2 separate regions of the Homo sapiens genome follow, and region 2 is linked to region 1. A link is an interaction called in ENCODE POLR2A ChIA-PET data of the cell type or tissue named here. Cell type or tissue: A673. All regions are shown on one strand. Each heading gives the region's core, and the rest is flanking DNA. Links, peaks and the distances in the headings are about the cores only.

Region 1 (11,528 bases), core at 3,483-7,482:
AGTCAGTGAGGTTGGGAGGACAGAGAAGGAGAGGCAGAGAGTGTCTGGCGCAGGAGAAGCTTGGTCGGGGGGGCTTTGTGGAGAAGGTGGGGCTCTTACCCTGAGTCCTGAAAGACAGGCAGGACTTGAGGAGGCAAAAGGGAATCTTGGAGAATAGAACAGTAAGGGTCAAGGCTGAATATTTAATGGTACCTTGCATTTGGGATGAGAGGAGGCAGCACAGATGAATGGAGGAACCCTGGAAAACCATGGTGTGTTAGCTGGGAACAACTGCAAGTTCTGTGGTCACTTGGAAGATTAGCCAGTTCTATCAGTACCAGTTTTAGGAGCTTGGACAAGTTGTGTAACTTCTCAGAGTCTCAGTTCCCTCATCTGTTCAAAAATATATTTTTAAGTGGTTCTTCTAAAAGAATTGTGCAAGTTAGACTTAGCAGTCAGGACTTTAAATACTGAGTCTTTATGTAATGTGAGCTTATTTATTTGTAATTTTTTGTACTTTCCCCACTAGTTGCTTTTGATGCTCCACAGTCCTTTCATATCTTCATGAGTTTGTGCTCATGGTTCTTTCCACCTGGAAACGCTCCCCTCTAGCCTCCAACATCTATTTCGAATCTTCCAGTAGTTCCATTAGAACTTCCTCTGTCTGCAGCTTCTCAGATGACCTCAGGCACAGTTCGCTTCTGGCTGTATTTTTTTTTCTTCCTTCTCTTACAGCCCTTAGATTATATTCTCCTTATCAGTTTGTTCTTAAGGCTCCTGCACTAGCCTTGAGCTCCCAAAGAGCAAGGGCCTGGCTCATATTCACCTGGCACAAAGTCAGCTCCTCAGCTACCCTTAGTTGAATGCAACAGCCCCTTGCTGTGTCTCGCGACTTCAGCCACCTTGCATGCTATACTCAGATCTACCATGGACATGGTTATGGGAAAGGAGCCACAGAAAACAGTAGCCTTAATGTGTCCTTCACAGAACAGAACCCTGGGCTTTTGGATTAGGTTTAGATCCATGCATAGGAAGCCTCTAGTGTAAAGAGTTCCTGGCAGGAGAATATGGCAATCTAAATGTTGCGCAGGAAAAGCCCTGGGATATCTGATTTTTGCATAGTGCTAAGAGTTTCATTTTCATACACTTGACAGAGCATTTATCTGTCTTCTTTACAGCCTGGTTGATGATCGTTGTGTTGTACAGCCAGAAACCGGGGACCTTAACAATCCACCTAAGAAATTCAGAGGTAAGGTGGTGGCTTTCCTGGAGTAGTCACCTTGACTCACTTGAAAATTCTTGAAGTGTGTTGTTGGTGTGTGTGTGTGTTTATAAGCAAAATAGGCTTATTTATTATGTATTTTTTTCAGAGTATGATTTGAGTTCTAAGCTTTACAACTTGAAAAATGCATACATAAATTTAGTATCAAGATTGGGTTGGCTTTTACTGGGTCCTTAATTTGTCTATTGAATATGTGTTGACAAGTGCTAATTCGGTTTAAAGTCTTACATTTGTACAGGTATTTCTTCAAACAAATAGTATTTATGGATCCAGTCACAGGGAACATTCATTATTTCAGCAGATCTCACTGTCCGTTTGGGGATGCTGATATTCTTAGATACCTTCTTTAAGAGGTATCTAATGATACCTCACTGAATGTCTCACTGGAATGAAACGTTCTTAATTATTGCACTTGTTTTTTGAGTTAAAAGACATAGGCAGGCTGGGCACAGTGGCGCATGCTTGTAATCTCAGCACTTTGGGAGGCCAGGGTGTGGAGATTGCTAGAGCCTGGGAATTCTAGACGAGTCTGGGAATTCTAGACCAGCCTGGGCAACATGGTGAAACACTGTCTCTACTGAAAATACAGAAATTAGCTGGGTGTGGTAGCATGCACCTGTAGTCCCAGCTACTCAGGAGGCTGAGGTTGGGAGGATCACCTGAGCCTGGGAGTTCCAGGCTACTGTGAACCGAGATCGCACCACTGTACTCCAGCCTGGGCGACAAAGTGAGACCCTGTCTCAAAAACAAAAACAAAAACAAAAACAAAAACAAGACATAGGCAGGGCAGCTTTTCTACCCAAATTAGTTTTTTCTTTAGGCCTCCTGAATTTGGTATCTTTCTCCAAAGGTAGCTTAGTTTATTGTAGGAGGTCTTTGAAATACACTTGGTATCTTAGATGATAAACATTTGTTTTTCTTTTTTGTTGTTGTGGTTAGTGGTCCTCAGCTCTAGGCACATGTTAGAATCATCTGAGGAAGTTTTTAAATTAAATAGATGCTTGGGGCTCCATTGTAGAGCTTAGGGATCAACTATAGAGCCCTAACATCTATTTATTAATTAAATTATTTATCAATTAAGGTAACCTCTGGAATTGGGGATGATTCTTTACAGCCAGGGCGGAAAACCACTGGGTTAGGTATTTGACTGATGACTTCAGTCCCAAAGGGCTCAAATCTTGCCATTTGCAGATTATATAACTCAAGTTCTAAGTTCTTATTGTTTAGTGGTTTAGAAACTGTTTGACTTTTTTGGATAAAAGCTAAATAAATTAGAATAAAATAGAACTCAGACGTTCAGATGGAGAAAAGCCATTTGGAAGACATTTGGTGTTGAGTTGCATCCAGTTGGCGTGAGACAATCAGGAGAATGTTTTCACCTGAGGATGGGTGGTGGTAGGGGAGGCTGTTAAAGAGAGAGAATAACAGTTGTTGATACAAGTTGTAAGAGGAACCCAAGGCGGCTACTGCCTCCACCGCCTTTTTCTTCTCAATCCTTCTTTCATGTTTCCTTCCAAGACAAGACAAAATCTTGAGTGCTGCAAAAATGAAATGTTTCGTCCAACGATCATAATTCAGTCACTCATAGAATTACTTCCCCACTGTGAATATTAAAAGGGACAAGATCAATTGACTGTGCCAGGCCCTGTGCTAAGCACTCTGCCTGCATTAGCTCAGGGAGCCATCCCTCCTCCCTAGGAAGAGATTGATACCCTCGGAACTTAAGAACCTTGTCTGAGGTCACATGGCTGGTGACGGATGGAGTGGGAGCCATGGTTCTCAACTTTGGCTGCACAGGGAGATCACCTGGAGAACTCTCAGAAACACTGATAGCTGAATCCAGCTCAGGGATTTTGAGTTAACTGGGCATTGGGATTTTTGAAAGCTTCTCAGGTGTTTCTCTTGTGCTGCCAAGGTTAAGAACCATGGCTAATGAAATCTAGGCTAATAAAACTTGAACTTTGTTATTCAGGGAAGAGCTGATCTAGGTTTCGCTTTTGCAGCTGGGACCAAGGGGAGGGATATGCGTCCGGAAGGCATTGCTTGGGTCCAGCGTGAGCTCTTATCTTGTTCTATATACGGGCCTTGGGAGCTGGGAGATGAACCTGGGAGAGATTCTAATGTACTGTACGAAGTTAACTAGTGGCTATTTGTTTTTTACAAATACATGCACATAATTTAAAATTTTGTTTTTTAAATCGACATATATTTATGGTGTACAACATGATGTTTTAGAATATGCATGTATAGTGGAATGGCTAAATTGAGTTAATTCATATATACATTACCTCACATGCTTATTATTTTTTTTGGTGAGAACATTTAAAAACTACTCTTAGTGAGTTTCAAATATACGGTGTATTGTTATTTGCTGTAGTCACTGTGTTGTACAGTAGATCTCTGGAACTTATTCCTCCTAACTGAAATCTGTATCCCTTGGCCAACCTCTCAATCCTCCACCCCAGCCCCTGGTGACCACTGTTCCACTCTCTGTTTCTAGGAGTTCAATCTTTTTAGATTCCACATATAAGCAAGATCATGTGGTATTCGTCTTTCTGTGCCTGGCTTATTTCACTTAGCATAATGTCCTCCGGGTTCATTCATGTTGTCACAAATGAACCAGGGACTGTTTGAATACAGGGTTAGAATGTTAAAAATAAATAGGACTATAGCAGGGGAAGTCGGAGGAGACATGTTTTTCTGGCACGACTGTAAAGGTGCCTGGTGCTTGGATGTATGTATGGTGGCTGATTTGAAGTGACTGTTTTGAGATAACGGTAATAGTCTGACAGAAGCTATTTGGAAGGAAGCAAACTCCTTTTACAGCCTGGCCTGGTTCTACAGGTGGTCACGTGACAGTGACTTGATTTGTTGAGTGCTTTTCTCCCTAAATTAAAAATAAAGGTTTCTGGGTTGTGAGATGCTTCGTCCTTGTGGGAAAATCTGGTTCAAAACAAGCTCTGCTGCAGGCTTTGGGAATGTAGGTCAGGACTTCCTTAATTCCATGTGCTAAACCAGAGGTCCCCTGCACCCAGGTGAGGGGCCTAGGCAGCTCTGCCTTTGCAGGCTGCCTCAGTGCTGGAAAGATCTGCTTCTCCACCGTGGAACTTGGGCAGTGAGTTTTAAAAAATTTTCCAAAGCATTCCTTCAACTGCGGTGCAGCATACTTTGACGTTTTTTTTTTTTTTTTTTTTTTTTTTTAAATGAAGAGAAAGATCTCTCTTTTGGAAGCAATTGCTGCGTTTCCAAATATAAGTGTATTTTGGAGCTGAAGTCATTTTGATGTTTAGAAATTGTGCATAGGGCAGTTGGGCAATTTGGAGGCATTTCTAGTCCATTTCCTCATGGACTCGTTGCACCCTAGAGTTTAACAAACACATATGGAAAAGTGAGATGCTGGCAAGCAGCCGAATGGGATGATGGAGTCTTTATCTGAGCAATCAGCAGAGCTGCATGTAGTCATTTGGGTTTGCTCTTGCTTCCATTGTTTCCTTGCCAAGTTATTTCCTATATTGAGAACCATCATAACCTGTTCTTAAGTAAATGGAAATCCAAGGCCTGTTTATGCAATATTCCCCATGGCTTCTGACTTTGCATCTTTAATTTTGTGAGCTCCTGAGATCTGCAGCCCTAATGGTTAATAAAAGAGGCTCTTGGATCAGGCTTCCTGGTTCATATCCAAGTTCCATGAATTCTTTGCTGTGTGACCCTGAACAGATTACTTCACCTTTGCCAACCTTGGTTTTCTCACCTGTAAAATGGGAGAGGATAATAGGCTCTATCTCATAAGGTCATTGAGAAGATTAATTGTGTGTTAAGAATTTAGTACGGGGGGAGTCTGACCCTTAGTTAAGAGTTTAAGCCTTATTCTTTTCTTTGTATTCCCAGTACTTAGTACAGAGCCTGGTACTTGTAAATCTCATGTTTAATTTTATGAGAATAATTATATATTGTTATTTTTTTTTTGTCTTCAAATTGTTTGTGGGTGGGGACGTGCACATGAACCCCTGGGCTTGGATTTGAGCCCCAGTGCTCGTGTATGCAAGCTGAGTAACCTTGATAGATTCCATAATATTTCTCAGCTTCTTTCCTCACTTGTGAGTTAGGGTCAAACAATTCCATCCTTATCAAGATAATATGCATAAAAAGCCTAATAGAGTGCTTAGTACACAGTAGTTGTTCAGTGAGTGGTTGCTGTTAATTTTCACAGTAGATATAGAAGAGTTCAACATCGAACAGAAGATATAGAAGAGTTCAACATCGAACACACTTGCTTTTTTTTCTCTGATGGTTGAAAGTACATTTCCAAAGTGAATTGCTTTTTTTGTGTGTGTGTGTGATTTCCTTGAATGTATCTCTTGCCTCTAACTTCCTCTGTAGGAAGAAAAGGTTGGCTGCACATCTGTTTCACATAAGCCACATCTTTTTCATCTGAATGAATTTTGGACAATATCATTGTCCTCGTAAGGGATGAGGAGAGCTGAGACTTAGAATAATACAGCAACTTTAGTTCTTTTATTAATATGGTACCATTTTAAAGCCCCAACATCCATGGAAGGTAAGGCAGAACCTCCTCTTCTCCCTGATTTGTGTTGTCTTTGCCCATAATCTTGAAAGAATAGAGAAGGCAAACATCAGATTGAAACAGGGAATAGAAACTTTGTGGTTAGTGAATTCCTTTATCTGTATTATCTTTTCCTCTTCCCACTTTTACCAGTCCCTCCCCCAGCTCCCCCGGTGCTAAATATAAAGATATCTACAAAGAAAAGGTGGAAACTAACAACCAGTCTTCATTTTGCTCCCAGAATCTCTGCTCTTTTTAAATATAAATCACCTCCAGGGTTGTTGGAGTAGAAACAAGGGAACTGGGCTTTTGGGCAATTAGATAGGCTTTAGTGTTGATCATGCCATTATTGCATAAGATTCGGGCAACAGTCAGGCTCTTGCTTTCAAAACCTAATCTTCTCTGTTCACATCAAGAGGCCAGTCATGGCTCCAAATTCTTGATGTTGGACAGATGTTACCATATCAATAATATCAAAATGTGCAGCTTTTAACTTTGCAGGGAGCCCCTTAGTTTCAGAATAAAAGCTGTTCGAAGGGAAACTTACAGTTCAAAATGAGGAGAAGTTGGGGCAGGAAAAAATGAGGTGAAAGGAATCATTATTCTATCACTAAGTGGTTCATATGAATTGGGGAGGGGATCAGACAGACTGAATATGTGGATGTTCCAGATAAGTATCTTACATTTCTCTTTCCCAGTGAAGTTGGTTTCAAGCATCATAGTCTAATCTAAGCAAATGTATTGTGAAAAATGAGTGTTGACCTCCAGCGCTGAGGCCCTACTGTGTACCAGCTGCTGGCCTTGGTGATGGCAGGACAAGATGAGTTACACTCCTTCTTGCTTTCAGGAGTCTTAGAGTTTCATGGAGAAACAGACCCACATTATAAGTTACAATAGCCAATGTTAATACAGCATTTATTTTGTGCAAAGCACTTCCTTTGAATTATCTCTTTTAATCTGAGGAACCCACCTATGAGGTGTAGGTCTTGATGTTCCCATTATGCAGTTGAGGAAATGGAAGCTCTAAGAAGTTGGGTAACTTGCCCATAGTCAGTTAAATGTCACTTCTTAGAATGATTATCATTCATTTCACAAACACTTATTGGGTAGTTCCCATGTGCCAGCCATTTGTACTCCATGAGGAAAGAGACATTCTCAAAGAAGTCTACATCAATATGTAGTGAAAATCTTTAAGAAACTTCTTTAGAGTAATTTGTTGTCTTCACTGCAACTATTTATATATAAGTAGAAGCAAAGCAGGTGAAATTTCTTCCTACCTAGTATAAAACCTGGCCTACTGGGGAAAAGTAAATGAGGATGCTTTTCATGTCCTAATCTTTCGCTGTGCAGCACCCTGAGACCAGAGCGCATCTATTTGGTACCTGATGCCATTTGAGATGACAAGTTATGAGCTGGTCCAGTGCCATGTGACTTATGAGTGTCGTAGCCAGAGCCCTCTTCCAAAGGCTGGGCCCAGTGCTTTTCTTCCTTTGTAGTTTTATGGAGACAAGGTCTCACTCTGTTGCCCAGGCTGGATTGCAATTGTGTGGTCATGGCTCACTGCAGCCTCGACCTTCTGGGTTCAAACCATCCTCCTTCCTAAGCCTCCCGAGTAGCTGGGACTACGGACATACCCCATCATGCCTGGCTTCTTTTTAAATTTTTGTAGAGATGGGGGTCTTGTATGGTGCTCAGGCTGGTCTTGAACTCATGGCCCCAAGCCATCCACCACCTTGGCCTCTCAAATTGCTGGGATTACTGGTGTGAGCCACTGCACCCTGCCACACTTAATGCACTTTTAGCCATTGCCCCAACCAGCTGTGGGATGCGCAGTATGTTACTTACAGTAGGATGAGTCCTGTTTGTAGTGCAAACGAGGGTCTGGCCTGGGGCAGTATAACCCAGTTTCTGGGCATTTCCAGAGTAAAATGTTGGTGGAAGACCCCTGGTTCCTCAACATATGCCCGGCTAGAAATAATGACAGTCTGAGTATTGTGCAGTCACCATGATACTGGCATGGAGAAGAGTATGTTGCTTGGCTATAATGAGCCGCTCTTGGACCTAAAGCATGGCCATGAACTTGAGGATCACACTTGTGGCCTTTTTATTTTTATTGGTGCCTTCTTTCCCCAGTCCCAGAGTGCTGGCACCATGTTAGCCCCTTTTAGTAGCATGCTGGTGGATTTAGTAGGATTATTTTATTGAGAGAGAGAAGGGTTTTACATCTCATGCAAGCTCTTTGTAATTGACTTTGAAACCTCCCAGCAGCTTAGGAAGGGTCCTCAAATAAGAATGGCATTTTTCATGCTTGAGTGATAAGAAACACTTGAGTGTCAATAGCCTACTTCTCTGATCTTGGTCTTGCCTGCAATTTAGGTTAAATATAGGGGAAAGAGCAACCTCTGGATGCCAGAGCTAGCATCCAGCCCAGAATCTGCCATGAACTGCTCCAATACCTTGGAGAAGTGATTTCGTCTCTCTTAGCCTCAGTTTCCCCATCTGTTAAATTGGGTTTTTCCAAGATTTCATCCAGCTTGAAACTTTGCTATTAGTGGCGGAAACAGGCAGGTTAACGTTAGAAGCCTTGTGCTGTCCAGAAATAGGTTCTTATTTCTTTGGGATTACAGGTCTCTTTGTCAAGATAGATGAGTGCTGGTAATAGCCAGGCCTTAACCTTACCCTTAGGCCAGATGGGGACACAGGCAGGGTCTTGGGTCACAAAGGTCATCTAGGGTGGCTATAACAAACTCACCGGCTTAGCTTTCTTTCAAACGACCCTCCTTTGCCGCACATTGTTTTAAATGTTGCTAAGCAACAGTATTTTTTGATTTTTTTCTTTTGGCAAGGCATCGAAGGAATGAATCCGTATCTTACTTAGTTTTAAATACCCTCATGCAAAGGGGAGGGCCTAACTTAAATTTTGTTTGTTCTTTTGATTCTAATCCATGACAGGCCTTTCATAGTAGGGGTATAGGACTTACTTTCTGCCTGTCTTGTTAAATAAGGCAGAAAAATCAGTCTATTTAAGGTGCTTGTCAAGTATATGCCTTGAGGCATATTGAAGGTTTCAAGAGTGTGTGCAGCTGCCTTGTAGGAGAGTCTCCTCCAACTTGTTCTGTATTCACAAAATCAATTCAAATTTAATAAAAAGATTAATAGTTTTTTGTAATCTTCATTTCAGATTTACTAGTTTATCTCAATCTTGGACCAACAGACTCCATTTAAAGGGAACAAAACTGTAATTTAAGTCAATTCCCTGGGCAACATAGAATGTTCACAGTGTGTTACACAATCGCTGGGGATGGTGCCTGCTGCCTGATTATGCTGGAGTCCCACACACTGCAGCGTATCCCTCACTGGATTGCTGCCTACTTGCTTCAAGCTATGAGATGCATGTCTGAAGGCTCTGGGTACCCTGAAAATGAGCATAAGGGAATTTGTGTTTACTTTGATGCCCTGGATCCATTCTTTTTTGCATACCTGAGTCACCCTGGAAAGTAGACCTCAGACCCCTCTTTTATAGTCATTTACCCTTATGATTTAGTTGCTAATGGAGAACCATTTTCACTATGTGCATAAAATGCTTCTAGTGCAATAAATAAGTTTACCTTGTCCTCCAATTGAATCACTGTATTGCTTTTGTGACTTCCTCCATTGAGGGTGAAATTGATTTGGAAATCTCAGCAAGCGTAATGGGGTCATATTGTCATATTGTCATATTGTTATATGGTTCTCCTGAAAGCAGTATACTGTGGTTGATTACGGACTTTTTCTTTTGGCAAAGGGTTTTATAATCCCGTCTTGAGCATTGATGAAGATGTGTGGTGAATCACTTGAGCTTATGATAACTCTTTTCCTTTCTTGTTTGACATGTGAGAAAATTAGAGGGATTTAGAAAGTCTCCTGGGGTCAAAGAGCAATCCTGTGCCAAAACTAGGGTTGGGGCACAACCCCAGTTTCTACTCACACTGTCTTTTAGGCTTCTGTGTTTGAGCCATGAATTAAAAATTTTTTTTGGTTCCATCACCCTGTGTAATTAATGATAACCTACTTTTTATAAATGCAAATAATAGTGAATACCTTGTGTAGTGCTAAGAGACATTAGTGAATATAATCTATTTAATTAATATACTTTACATACACTCATTTATTTAATCCTCATAACAACCCCATAAGTAAGACCGGTACCTTTCTACAGATGAGGAAACTGACATGTAAGATGTTTAGTGTCTGGTCCAAGATCACGTAGCTAGAAGTGGCAGAGCTGGGATTTGAACCCAGTCAATCTAACACCATAAATCCTCCTCTTAACAGCTACTCTAAACTGCCTTTAGAAGTGGACTGGCCTTGAAATATTCTTTGACAAAAATTACCCGATTTCTTAACTTCCTCCTCTGCAACCCCAAAGTATGTCATTGTGAGCTGCATTGACACAGAAGAAAAAGTCTACAGACAAGAGGGGCATGCTAACCGCCTACTTAACAATCTTGAGTATAGTATTTATCACTATCTGATAAATACACAGCTACTGTTTTCTCCTCGCCAGATTTTGGAGCACTCAAAGGGACCAAATCTTGCCCTGCACTCCTGGCCCAGCACCTGGCATAATGTTGGTCCTTCTTTAAATACTGGTTGAAAAGGAATTGGTGTTCTTTTCTGATATGATTTTGACTGCTCCCAGTTCTAGCAGTGTTTTTGCTGACATTTTAAATTGAATGGCCGCTGATCTTTTTACACTGATGACTTAACGCTGCCCTGTAATCTTGCTCCAAACTACCTGAGCCTGTTACTCTTGAAAAGCTTTCCTGTAGGCTGGGCATGGTGGCTCATGCCTGCAATCCCAGAACTTTGAGAGGCCAAGGCGGGAGGATGGCTTGAGCCTAGGAGTTTGAGACCTGCCTGGGCAACAAAGTGAGATCCTGTCTCTACAAAAAATGAAATTAGCCAAGCATGGTGGTGGTCACATGTAGTCCCTGCTACACAGGAGGCTGAGGCAGGAGGGTTGCTTGAGCCCAGTAGGTTGAGGCCGCAGTGAGCCATGTTTGCACCACTGCACTCCAGCCTGGGCAACAGAGCAAGACTCAACAACAACAACAACAACAACCCCTAAAACTGTCTTGTAGTTGACTCGTCTTCTCCCTGGAAAGTGGATCTTATTGGTCTCATTCTCTGAGAGTGTCTTCTCCTTGACTCCTAATGTTTGATCTTTTTTCTCTCTTTCATGCCTATAGTTTTGAGATTCCTTGGCTGCATTCAGTACATGAGCATGAAAAACAAATAATTGTTAAGTACCTTCCTCCTTTGTGCTTGGCTTTCTGATAGGGTCATGCATGCTTTTGTTCTTGACCGTTGGAGCACACTGTGACATGGGTACTGTTATGTCCCCATTTTACAGTTGGGCACCCTGAACCCACAGAGGGTTAGCAATCAAGGTGTATCTGGGATTTGAACCTATGTCTGGAGGACCACACAGTGTCTGCCACTTAAGTGAATTCACAGAGTTGGGCTGCTCAGAAAACACTTGAGGCTTCTGATGTCCTAGGTTCCACATTTCAAAGGCATGTTGCTTCGTGGGAATAAAGCTAACGCAGGGGTAACTTGGAGGCTAGGTCTCCATTCGATATTGAATGATGACGTTTTAGATTAGCTCCGGCAACAACATTTCTCACCAAAGTTGCTGCACAGACTCCTCACCTGTTTCTG
Region 2 (11,528 bases), core at 3,742-7,741, 200 kb before region 1:
AGAAAGGGCCCAATTCTTCTCCACGACAATGCCCGACCGCATGTTGCACAACCCACACTTCAAAAGTTGAATGAATTGGGCTATGAAGTTTTGCCTCATCCACCGTATTCACCTGACCTCTTGCCAACCAACTACCACGTCTTTAAGCATCTCAACAACTTTTTGCAGGGAAAACGCTTCCACAACCAGCAGGATGCAGAAAATGCTTTCCAAGAGTTCGTCGAATCCCAAAGCACGGATTTTTACGCTACAGGAATAAACCAACTTATTTCTCGTTGGCAAAAATGTGTTGATTGTAATGGTTCCTATTTTGATTAATAAAAATGCGTTGAGCCTAGTTATAATGATTTAAAATTCACAGTCCAAAACCGCAGTTAGTTTTGCACCAACCCAATATCTTCATAGATTGAAATATAAATTAAAATTGCATTTGAAGTAGATTCCACGGACTTTATTAAGAATGTAGAAATGTGGCCTGGCATGGTGGCTTACAACTGTAATCCCAGCACTTTGGGAGGCCCAGGCGGGCAGATCACTTGAGTCCAATTGTTCAGGACCAGCCTGGGCAACATAGTGAGACCCTGACTCTAATAAAATAATTTTTTAAAAAAAGATTAAAACATGTACCTTGAAAAGCATTTTGGCCCAAGAATAATAACGATCACACTTGAAGAACAAAGCTTTTCTTTAAAAAAATTTTCCTTTAATTTTCAAATTACTATTCACAAAATAGCAGTGGCTGTTAGATTTTGTTCTTGGCCAAATGGAAAATTTTGCCCTAATTAAAATGTAGTCACTCTCCAGTGTGTTACCATTGAACAAATCACTGAACCTTTCCAAGTCAAAGTTTCCTTAGTTGGGAAGATTGAGTTAACACATGCAAAGGGGTTAGAGCAATGCCTGAGTATATAGAAAGTATTCAATAAATGTAAATTATTAGTCTTGAGAACTGTCTGTAGGATGTGACCCAAAGTTCTCCCTTCTATTCAGGTGTAATTAGGATATAATGTCCTTCAAATGGCAGACTTAAAGGGGGAAAAAGTCACTAAGAGGTGACCAGAAGGGTTAGAGCTGAGCAAGAGAGGTTCCTGCCCTGAGCCCTGCATTTTAGAGTGCCTAAGGTTACATACATACACACACACACGAGTTAAAGAAGACATGGATACCATAACCAGACACATGAGTTAAAGAAGACATGGATACCATAACCAAAGACATTACTAGGAAAGAAAACTAATACCAATATCCCTTTTGAATACAGAGGCAAAAAAAAAAAGTACTAGCAAATGAAATCCAGCAAGATATCAAAAGAATTATACACTGTGATCCATTGGGATTTATCCCAGGAAAGCAAGATTGGTTTAACATACGAAAATCAGTAAATCCAGTATATTAATGGGATAATTCACAAAAGATAAATACATAATCATTTCCATAGACACAAAGCATTTGACAACCTCCAGTAGCCTTTCATGATAAAAGCAGTGAACAGACTAGAAGTAAACAGGAACTTCTTCAACCTGAGAAAGGATATCTATGAAGACCCACAGCTAACATCATACATAATGATGAAAGACTGAAAGCTCTTATCCTAAGATATGGAACAAGAAAATGATCTCCAAGCTCACCACTTCTATTCAGCATTGTACTGGAGGTTCTAGCCAGGACAATTAGGCAGGTAAGAACTTAAAACTCAGGGCCGGGTTCAGTGGCTCATGCCTGTAATCCCAGCACTTTGGGAGGCCAAAGCAGACAGATCACCTGAGGTCAGGAGTTCAAGACCAGCCTGGCCAATATGGCAAAACCCTGTCCATACTAAAACTACAAAAATAAGCTGGGCATAGTGGCACACACCTGTAATCCCAGCTACTCCTGAGGCTGAGGCAGGAGAATCATTTGAACCTGGGGTGGAGGTTACAGCGAGCTGAGATTACACCACTGCACTCCAGTCCAGGTGACAGAGTGAGACTGCCTCTCAAAAAAACACAAAAAAAGCCGTAAAAATAATAAGACAAATGACCCAATTTAAACATGGGCAAAAGGTCTGAATAGACATCAAAAATAAACATGAATGTGAAAATGTGCTCAACATCATTTGTCATCAGGGAATTGCAATTTAAAACTATAAGTTATCCCTTAGCACCCACTAGGATGGTAGAAAGCGAAAACACTAAAAATGCCAAAAGATGGCAAGGATGTGGAGCAACAGGAACTCTTCATTGTTCATTGAAATGTGACATGGTACAGCCTCTTTAGAAGACAGTTTGGTGGGCTCTTAAAAGAGCTAGGCATAGCCTTAGCATTGATCCAGCAATCATGCTCCTGTTACCAAAATGACAGGGGGTTCAGTCCTGCTGCTCACCACACAGAATGTCAATCACTGAGACAATGAATGTTGCCATGAAAGAAGTATTTCACTGGGTGCTGCAGCCAAGGAGAATGGGAGATAAAGTCTCAAATCCCTGACCAACTACAACTGGGGAGGCTTACATAGTGAGGGAAGGAATTAAGGGGGGTAAAGAAGCAATTATGATGAATGAGGGGGTCTGGCATCTTATTTCGATGTGGTGATCTGGTGAGTTTAAGTCCCTTGCCTGAGGATCAGTTCCCTGAGGGAGGAACTCAGATGAGACAAATGTAAATTTCAAGTTTTAAGACCTGAAGGGTCAATTTCCATGTGTGTTCCAAAACTTTTAAATGTCATTTCTATGGGACAGTTGGAACAGTTTCACTTCTAGGTATTTACTGATTTGAAAACTTGTCCACATAAAAACAGCACACACGTGTTCATAACAAGGTTATAATTGGTTAAAACTTGAAGCAACACACATTTCTTCAATAAGTGAATGGATAAACAAACTGGTACATCCATATGATGGAATACTATTCAACAATAAAGAAATGAGCTATCGAGCCACAGAAAGTCCTGTATGAACCTTAAATGCATACTGTTAAGTGAGAGAAGTCATTCTGAACAGGCTGCATACTATATGAGTCCAACTATATGACACTCTGGAAAAGACAAAACAATAGAGAATAAAAATGTCAGTGGTTGCCAGAGTTTGAGGAGAGGGAGGAATGAATAGGTGAAGCACAGGAGTTTTTTAGGGCAATGAAACAATTCTGTATGATACTGTGATGGTGTATACATGACATTGTGTATTTGTGAAAACATATAGAACTTTACTGCACAAAGGGTCAAAATTTTATGTAAACAATTTTAATCATTTAAGAAGTCAGGGAATCACAGGAATGCAGACTGTGACAAGAGAACATAACTATTAGTACAAATGTAGGAAACAAACTCAAAAGAGTAGGGGTGAAAGGTGCTGATCTAAGTAACTTTGGAAATTACTGAAGTTTGTAAGACTAAAGGCAAAAGGAACTGCAAGTAAGCAGTTCCTAGTTGATACAAGTTGTTTCCCATGGGGGTTATAGGGAAGCTTAAACATTCCCTCTGGAGGTTTGATAATTAAGTCTGCTGAAATGAACTGACAATAAACAGATTAAGAAGAGAAAGACCATTTTAATTACATACATGCAAATGGAAGCCTCAGAAAAATATGAGACTCAAAGGAGGAGGCAGATGGTTGAAGGTTTCATAGCATAAAATGAATAGGGGCTTGAAGGGGAGGTGATGACAGTTATGAGAGGAAAAGGAGAGGAACTGCATGGTGAACAAAGATTGTCTTATGTAAATAAAGTCTCTCAGGTCATAAAAGTTGTTTAGGAGTTTTTTATTGCTGCTGAAGAATAGGCAATAGCCTGTTTTGGTGTGGTGACAACTTTTAATCTCCTCTGGTGATAAATCTTTCCTGGTTGTTTGATGAAATTCCTAGGGAGGAGTCTCAACACAAATGTATTCCTTTTGGAAGAACTTCCCTCAGTCAGAGAAGGGAACTTCAGGAGAGCCCCTCCCTGCACTTATGGGAGTAGGGTGAGAAACAAGAGAAAGCCAGACAGGCCTCCATGGGGGCAGCTTCTAAGGCCTTTCAATTTCCTTTAATTCTAAGTGCTCAGCATGTTAAAGGACCATACGTTGGGGTATCATTTTCTGAGCCTTAACAGGATATAATTCTGATATTAACAACTCTGCTATTGCCTTACATGTATACTGGAATTAAACAAATTGATGGCAGATCGTGGGAGCCAGGTTTCTCACTGTTGGATTGGGAATTTACATTTAAGCAAAGGAAGGATGATCCATGTGGTAATGGATCAATTGGAGACATCAGCATGAACTCACATTTAGCTTAGTATAGATACAGAAGGTTACATATAGAAATATTTCTAGATTACAGTTAGTATATTACAGTTAGTATGCACACATATATTTCCTTTCTTTGTCAGCTCAGACAGCCTAGAAGCAATGATGCTCCAGTAGCAAGGAGCACATTTAGCACCCAGATCTTGATTTTTATACCATTCTCCAACAACAAAAAAACAGGGTTCTTTGGAGAAATGGCTAATTCTGCTACTAAAGAAGGAAATCAACAAGCTGAGACTGGAGCATCTTGTAGTGCCAGAAAGTAAGGAAATGCTAAAAAAAAAAAAAAAAAAAAAAAGAAAAAGAAAGAAACCTACATTGATGGGGGTGTCAAAGGAGTATAGAAACAAATTGTAAAAGCTCCCAGTGACCAAATCTGGAATAATTTGAGCAAGATAATAAATAAAGTAGTACTGGATTATAAAACAAAATATAAAAATCTGAGTCCATACTGATATAAATAAATGATTGAATCAATAAATAAATGGGGTAAAGACAAATCTAACTTTGCATAAGAATTCTAAATAACTTATGTAGCTATTTCTGCCCACGAAAAGGGGGACCATAAATTCCTACTCCTTTAGTGTAAGCTATACATAGTGACTTCCTCCCAAAGAGTGTAGAATGGAAAGTTGAGGGTGGAGGAAAGGGAGGGGAGCAGAGTAACTTTACTCTGGGGAAACTTGACAAATGACCTCAGCTAGGTGATCAAGGTCAATATGAACAGTCATAAATCATGTTGGTAGTATATGCCATTGACAGGATGTGATAAAGATGGTACATTAACTCTGTGGTCTTGCTCCCCAAACCCATAACCCAAGACTAATCATGAGGAAAAGAATCAGATAAATTTAAATACAGGGTCATCTACAAAATACTTGAACATTATTCCTCAAGGTCTTGGAAAACAAGAAAAGTCTAAGAAATTGTCACAACCAAGAGGAGTCAAAGAAGACATGATATGTAACTGTAATGTGGTGTCCTGGATGAGATACTAGAACCAAAACAGACAGGTAAAACTAAAAATCTGAATCAACTATGGTCTTTAGTTAATGATGTATCAATATTGGTTCTTAATTGTAACAAATGTATCATAATGTAATGATATGTATAATATCATAGGTATGTATCAATACATAATAATATATATTGATATGTATAATAATGTAATATAAATGTACCATAACTAATGTTAGTAATAGGGGAAACTGGCTATGGGATATATAGGACCTTTCTGTATTATCTTCTCAATTTTTATGAAAATCTAAAACTATTCCATGAAAGTCTACGGTAAATGAAAATGTGCCAATGCCAGAAATGGTGGTGCATGCCTGCATGCCTTCAGTCCAAGCTACTTAGGGGTCTGAAGCAGGAGGATCCCTTGACCCTAGGAGCTCAAGGCTGCAGTGAGCTATGATCCTACCACTGCACTTCAGCCTGGGTGAAAGAGGGAGACCTGCCTATAAAAAAAAAAAAAGAAAGAAAAAAGACAGACAATTATAAGCATTGACAAGGATGTGGAGAAAGTGGAAGCCTCATATATTGGTTGGTTGGTTGCAAAATTGTGCAACTACTCTAAAGCAGTTTGGCAGTTTCTCAAAGCTCACATACAATTACCACATGTCCCAGTAACTCCCCTGGCATGGATCCAATAGAATTGAAAACATGTCTACAAAAAGTGTATGCACATCCAGCCTGGATGACACAGCAAGATGCTGTCTTAAAAAAAAGTATGCACAAATGTTCATATAGCATTATTCATAACAACAAAAAAGTGGACACAACCCAAATATTCATTAGCCGATGAATGAATAAACAAAATATAGTATCCATACAGTGAAATATTATTTAGCCATAAAAGTATGCACAAATATTCATATAACGTTATTCATAATAGCAAAAAAAAGTAGGCACAACCCAAATATCCATTAGCTGATGGATGAATAAACAACATGTAGTATCCATGCAATGGAATATTGTTTGGTCATAATATTATTTGGCCATTCCATAAAAAGGAATGAAATACCAAAAAATGCCCTTGATATGGATGACCCTTGAAAACATTATGTTAAGTGACAGAAACCGGACACAACAGGTCACATTTGTGGTATTCTGTTTACATGAACTATCTGGAATAGGCAACTCCATACAGATACAAAGTAGATTAGTGGTTGCCAGGGCCGGGAGCAGGAAGGAGTATAGGGATTGACTGCTAACACCAACAAGTACATGGTTTCTTTTGGGGGTAATGCAACATTCTAGAATTAGTTGTGATGGTTGCACAACTTGTGACTACACTAAAAAGCATTTTAATTAGGTGGATTTTATGGTATGTGAATTGTATCTCCTTAAAGATATTATAAGAAAAAGAAGAAAAGGAAGGAAGAGGAGAAAGAGAAGGAGGAGCAGCAGAAGAATGAGGAGGAGGACAACAACCACCTGGTACCTCTGGTTTAGAAACTGGTAACTTGTGACTCTGAACATTTGTTTCTGGGAAGAATGCTTTAGGCCCCAGGAAAATGCTACTCCACTTACTTTCTGTCCTCAAAAACAAAACATAACTGTGCCTAATGCTCTGGGTTGGGCCATTACCACCATCAGAGAGTGACACAGCTTTGGGGTGCAGGGAGAATGTGGACAGAAGTGCTCAGTCAGATAGATAAGAGATAGATTAATTAACCTGACAGCTCTTCCTCTCAGCATAAATGTAACAGATTCATGAATAACAATGTACAGTTTTCAATTCCTATTACTTAGAATTCCAATTCCTATTACTTTTAAATCTGTGTACGTGTAAGTCTAGAAATTTGATACTGGTTCTTTATATTACTGTATAGATTTAGCAGATGATGAAAAAGACAGCATAAGTGATAGCTTATGTGATGAAATTAAGATTTTTTGTTTTCTGCAATAATAATTTACCAAATGTGGCCCCATTAGAATGTTTGAACATGATACATACATTTCATGGTTTGTTTTCAACTCTGTCTCAGCAGAGTGACGCTTTCTCAAATTGAAATTAATTAAAAAAAAAATGTCAAAGACCTACACTGACTGAAGAAAGATGGCCTCATTTGGTATCATTGTTAATAGAATACCAACTATGTGAAAATCTTTTTTATAATATAGACCAAAAAGTGACTGAGGCAGGTCTCAATCAATGAGAGGTTTATTTTGCCAAGGTTGAGGATGTGCCAAGGAAAACCATAAATCACAAGAGCATCTGTGACCTATGAGTTTTCTAAAGAGGATTTCGTGAACTTGAATATTTAAAGGGGAAAACGTAAGCAGGAGAGGGGACAAAAAGAGGTGGGAGTGAGCATGAGCAGTGAGGTAGATGGTTAGATTCTTGTGAGGCTCTGATTAGCTTCACTAAATCTACATTTTACATGTGAAAAGTGGGAGGAGAGGAAAAAGTCGATTATGCATTGTCTCATGCTCAGTAAATCTACATTTTTACATCAGATGAAGTAAACATGTGAAAAGAGGGAGTAGAGGAAATAAGGCTGACATGGGGTTGTGAAATTACAGTTATCTGTTTGGGCTCAAAAGAAATACAGTATTGATCGATTACCAAGTTAATTTCCCAAGCTCAACTTTGCCTTTGGCATAGTGAGTTTGGGGGCCCTGCAATTCTATTTTTCTTTTACATTTCCCCCCTGTATTATCCCATTTTCATGCTGCTGATAAAGACATACCCAAAACTGGGTAATTTATAAAGAAAAAGAGGTTTAATGGACTCACAATTTCACTTGGCTGGGAAGGCTTCACAATCATGTTGAAAGGTGAAAGGCACACCTTACACAGCAGCAGACAAGAAAGAGTTTGTGCAGGAAAACTCTCCCTTACAAAACCATCAGATCTCATGAAACTTATTGACTATCACAAGATCAGCATGGAAAAGACCCAGCCCCATAATTCAATTACCTCCCACCAGGTCCCTCCCATGACAAATGGGAATTGTGGGTGCTAAAATTCAAAATGAGATTTGGGTAGGGACACAGCCAAACCATATCACCCCTGTTCTTCAAAATATTTCAAAGAAAGTACTGTAGAAGAAAATAAATCATCACTAGAATGATTTATTCCTAGAAGGCTAGTATCCACATGGCTAGGAAGGCTCATTTCTAAGATGTCATGAAGTCTCATACCCCACAGAGAAAGATAGGGGGAGAAAGGAAGAAAGAAAAAAAAGACCAAAAACAGAAAGAGAAAAGGGACCAAGGACAAATTGTAGCAGCAAAGGGAAAGCAATTCTGGAAAACCAATTCAGCCTGTACTACTGAGAAGTCCATACATCAGTGGCAGGCACGAAGGTGGCATATATGTATGTGTGTGTGTGTGTATATATGTGTGTGTCTGTGTGTGTATATATATATATATGTATGTATATATCTGTGTGTATATATGTGTACACACACACACACACACACACATATATGCATAGGTTGCTGTTATTTCTACTGAATTTTAAGGTGTCTAAGTGCAGTCTGGAGGGCTTTAAGGAAAGCACAGTTTTAGTTTCTAGTGATTCCAACTCAGAAAAATGGGATAAAAAAATTGATTAATGTTAGTTTGGAAACATGTAGTCAAGAAAGAATTCAGAATCCAGTCCAAATAAATTGTAGACAAATAATAAAAACTGAAAAAAAAATGAATAAAGCTAGAATCTAACAGGTATACTATAGTGAACTCAGCTCACTACAACCTCCTCCTCCTGGGTTCAAGCAATTTTCCTGCCTCAGCCTCCAAAGTAGCGGAGACTACAGGCATGCACCACCATGCCTGGCTGATTTCTGTATTTTTAGTTGAAACAGGGTTTCACCATGTTGGCTAGGCTGGTCTTGAACTCCTGACCTCAGGTGATCCTCCCACTTTGGCCTCCCAAAGTGCTGGGATTACAGGCGTGAGCCACAGTGCCCAGCTATCTTTTGAAACATAACTTTTTTCTCTCAATCCTTTATTTTTACCAAAGACAAGTCACAGAAAGACCAATTTATTTGCAAAAAGTTTTAGTCTCATTATACTTGGCCTGATTAGTTGCATAAAGTACAGCAAGAATAATTATTGGCCAATAGGCTTTTTTTAAATTGGCTTTGCTGGAACTTTTTCATAAGGAATCTCAGATTAGACTTTTAAAGCTTTCTCAAGCACAGCCAAGAATTTGTCTGTGCCTGCAGATACCTGTCTCAATTCCTCTCTTCTTGAGGTCCCAAAATAAATGAGATTCCTGGGCCTGTCAGAAAATGACATTCTCTACTTACCACAGGTCAATAACCCTATAAAGGAATTTCATAAACAATGTACAAGGCCAGTTTTTCCAAGGGTTTTTTTTTTTTTGAGATAGATCCTCACTCTGTTGCCCAGGCTGGAATGAAGTGACATGATCTCAGCTCACTGCAACTGCTACCTCCTGGATTCAAGCAATACTCATGCCTCAGCTTCCTGAGTAGCTCGGACTACAGATGCATGCCACCATAACCAGATAATTTTTTTTGTATTTTTAGTAGAGATGTGGTTTTGCCATGTTGCCCAGGCTGGTCTCAAACTCCTGAGCTCAGGTGATCTGCCTGCCTCATCCTCCCAAACTGCTGGGATTACAGACATAAGCCACCATGCCCAGCCTCCAAGGGGCTTTTATTGGCTCTCTAACATCATCTCAATTTCTCAAAGCATTCTGGTCATATCTGAAAATATGCCATGCCAGTCAAAGCTTTGGTAAAATAACCAGTGTCTCCAATTATAGCCTATTCCAAAAGAAAACAGATTCTTGCTGAACTTATGCAAATAACTATATTGTTATAAGTTAAGAATACTTACAAATAGTTTCTAAATTCTGGAGAAATCAGGTAGAGAAAAGGAAATATGCTTCAAATTTGGCTCACAAGGGTATACTTTACAAAACTGTTAAAAGCTAAAAATAGATCGATTTTTTTCTTGACCAAAAAAACACAAAAATATCAGCAATGTTTCAAACAAAAAAGTCATAGAAACATTATTTCAGTCCTCTATTAGTTCAGTCCCATGCAATTAACTCATTCCATTTGATTGGGGTTAGCAAGCCTCATGAACACATTAGCTCTCCAGTGAGAATCCTGGAAATTTTCTCTCTAGCCTAATGGCACAATGTCTAAAATTATCTGAAATCTGCCTTTAATAGCACCCAGAAGAGTCTTTTCCATAAATTTCCCAAAAAAAGCAAGTTGTTGTTGTTGTTGTTTTCTGTAGCCGACTATAAACAGCTTTTTGGGAAGAATCAAAGTAAAACAATAATTGTCTGTGGATGACAAAAGTCGTAGGACAGTCATGGTTAAAAACACAATTGTCAAGGAAATTTGGTTATCTTTTTGGTATGTAACAATTTAACATAATATAATTATAGCTGATAACATTAAGACAGCAGAATTATAGGAATCTTATACAATTTTGGAACACATATTAATAACATATAAAATATAACCCAAAGAAAGTTAAACACCATTTCATATTTGACATCTCTTGTATAATTTTTAACATAGCAAATAAGCTCAATATGTCTCCTTTGGACTTAAGGGGACCTAATATCTAAAAAAGTTAATGAGATAAAAAAGAATTTAGAACTTGAAATTTTGATTTTGGAAAATGTGTTAAATATCAAAGATTTAAAACACTTGATATCACAAAATAGGTACACAGGTCACTGTAAAATAAGTCATTAGTTTAGCCAAATGATAATTCAAGGATTTTAAAAGCAAAAACCACTGCACTCAGCAGCTCACACTTGTAATCTCAACACTTTGGGAAGCCAAAGTCAGAGGATCACTCGAGTCTAGGAATTCAAGACCAGCTTGTGCTACATAGTGAGGCCCTCCCTGTACAAAAAAAAATTAAAAATTAGCTGGGTGTGATGGCGGGTGCCTGTAGTCCAAGGTACTTAGGAGGCTGAGGTGGGAGGATTGTGTGAGTCTGTAGGTTCAGGCTGTGATCAGCCATGATTGTGACACTGTACATTCCAGCCTGGGTGACCAACAAGACCCTGTCTCAAAATAAATAAATATAAATTTAAAAAATAAATGAATAAAAATATTTATTAAATAAATTAAGCAAAAACTTTTACTGTTTTATGGAGAGGAGACTCAGTTTCCCAAACAATACAATCAAAATAAGATAGCGTATTAGTCAGTTCTCATGCTGCTAATAAAGACATGCCTGAGACTAAATAATTTATAAAGAAAAAGAGGTTTAATGGACTCACAGTTCCACATGGCTGGGGAGGCCTCAC

Evidence for each region. ChIA-PET counts read pairs that join two places held together with the same protein. Peaks named below come from ENCODE experiments on the same cell type or tissue, not always from the same donor. Only the 100,000 strongest peaks of a DNase experiment are listed, where the experiment ranks them.
Region 2: POLR2A ChIA-PET joins it to region 1 with 5 read pairs; 2 of 35 experiments call an interaction of 5 or more read pairs at or near these places.

What each region holds. Positions count from the first base shown.
Region 1 is chr3:4,519,867-4,531,394 of GRCh38, forward strand. It overlaps ITPR1 (inositol 1,4,5-trisphosphate receptor type 1), which reads left to right. Exons shown (of 62, transcript NM_001378452.1): 4 at 1,158-1,228. Among named protein-coding and RNA genes, the nearest start is that of ITPR1, 32 kb to the left of the region's middle. In A673, for the core only: no CTCF peak of the experiment used is centred there; no DNase peak of the experiment used is centred there.
Region 2 is chr3:4,316,929-4,328,456 of GRCh38, forward strand. SETMAR (SET and mariner transposase domain methyltransferase) reads left to right here. Exons shown (of 3, transcript NM_006515.4): 3 at 1-337. The coding sequence ends at 318. It also overlaps a transcript of SUMF1 not described here. Among named protein-coding and RNA genes, the nearest start is that of SETMAR, 19 kb to the left of the region's middle. In A673, for the core only: no CTCF peak of the experiment used is centred there; a DNase peak (open chromatin) is centred at 5,893.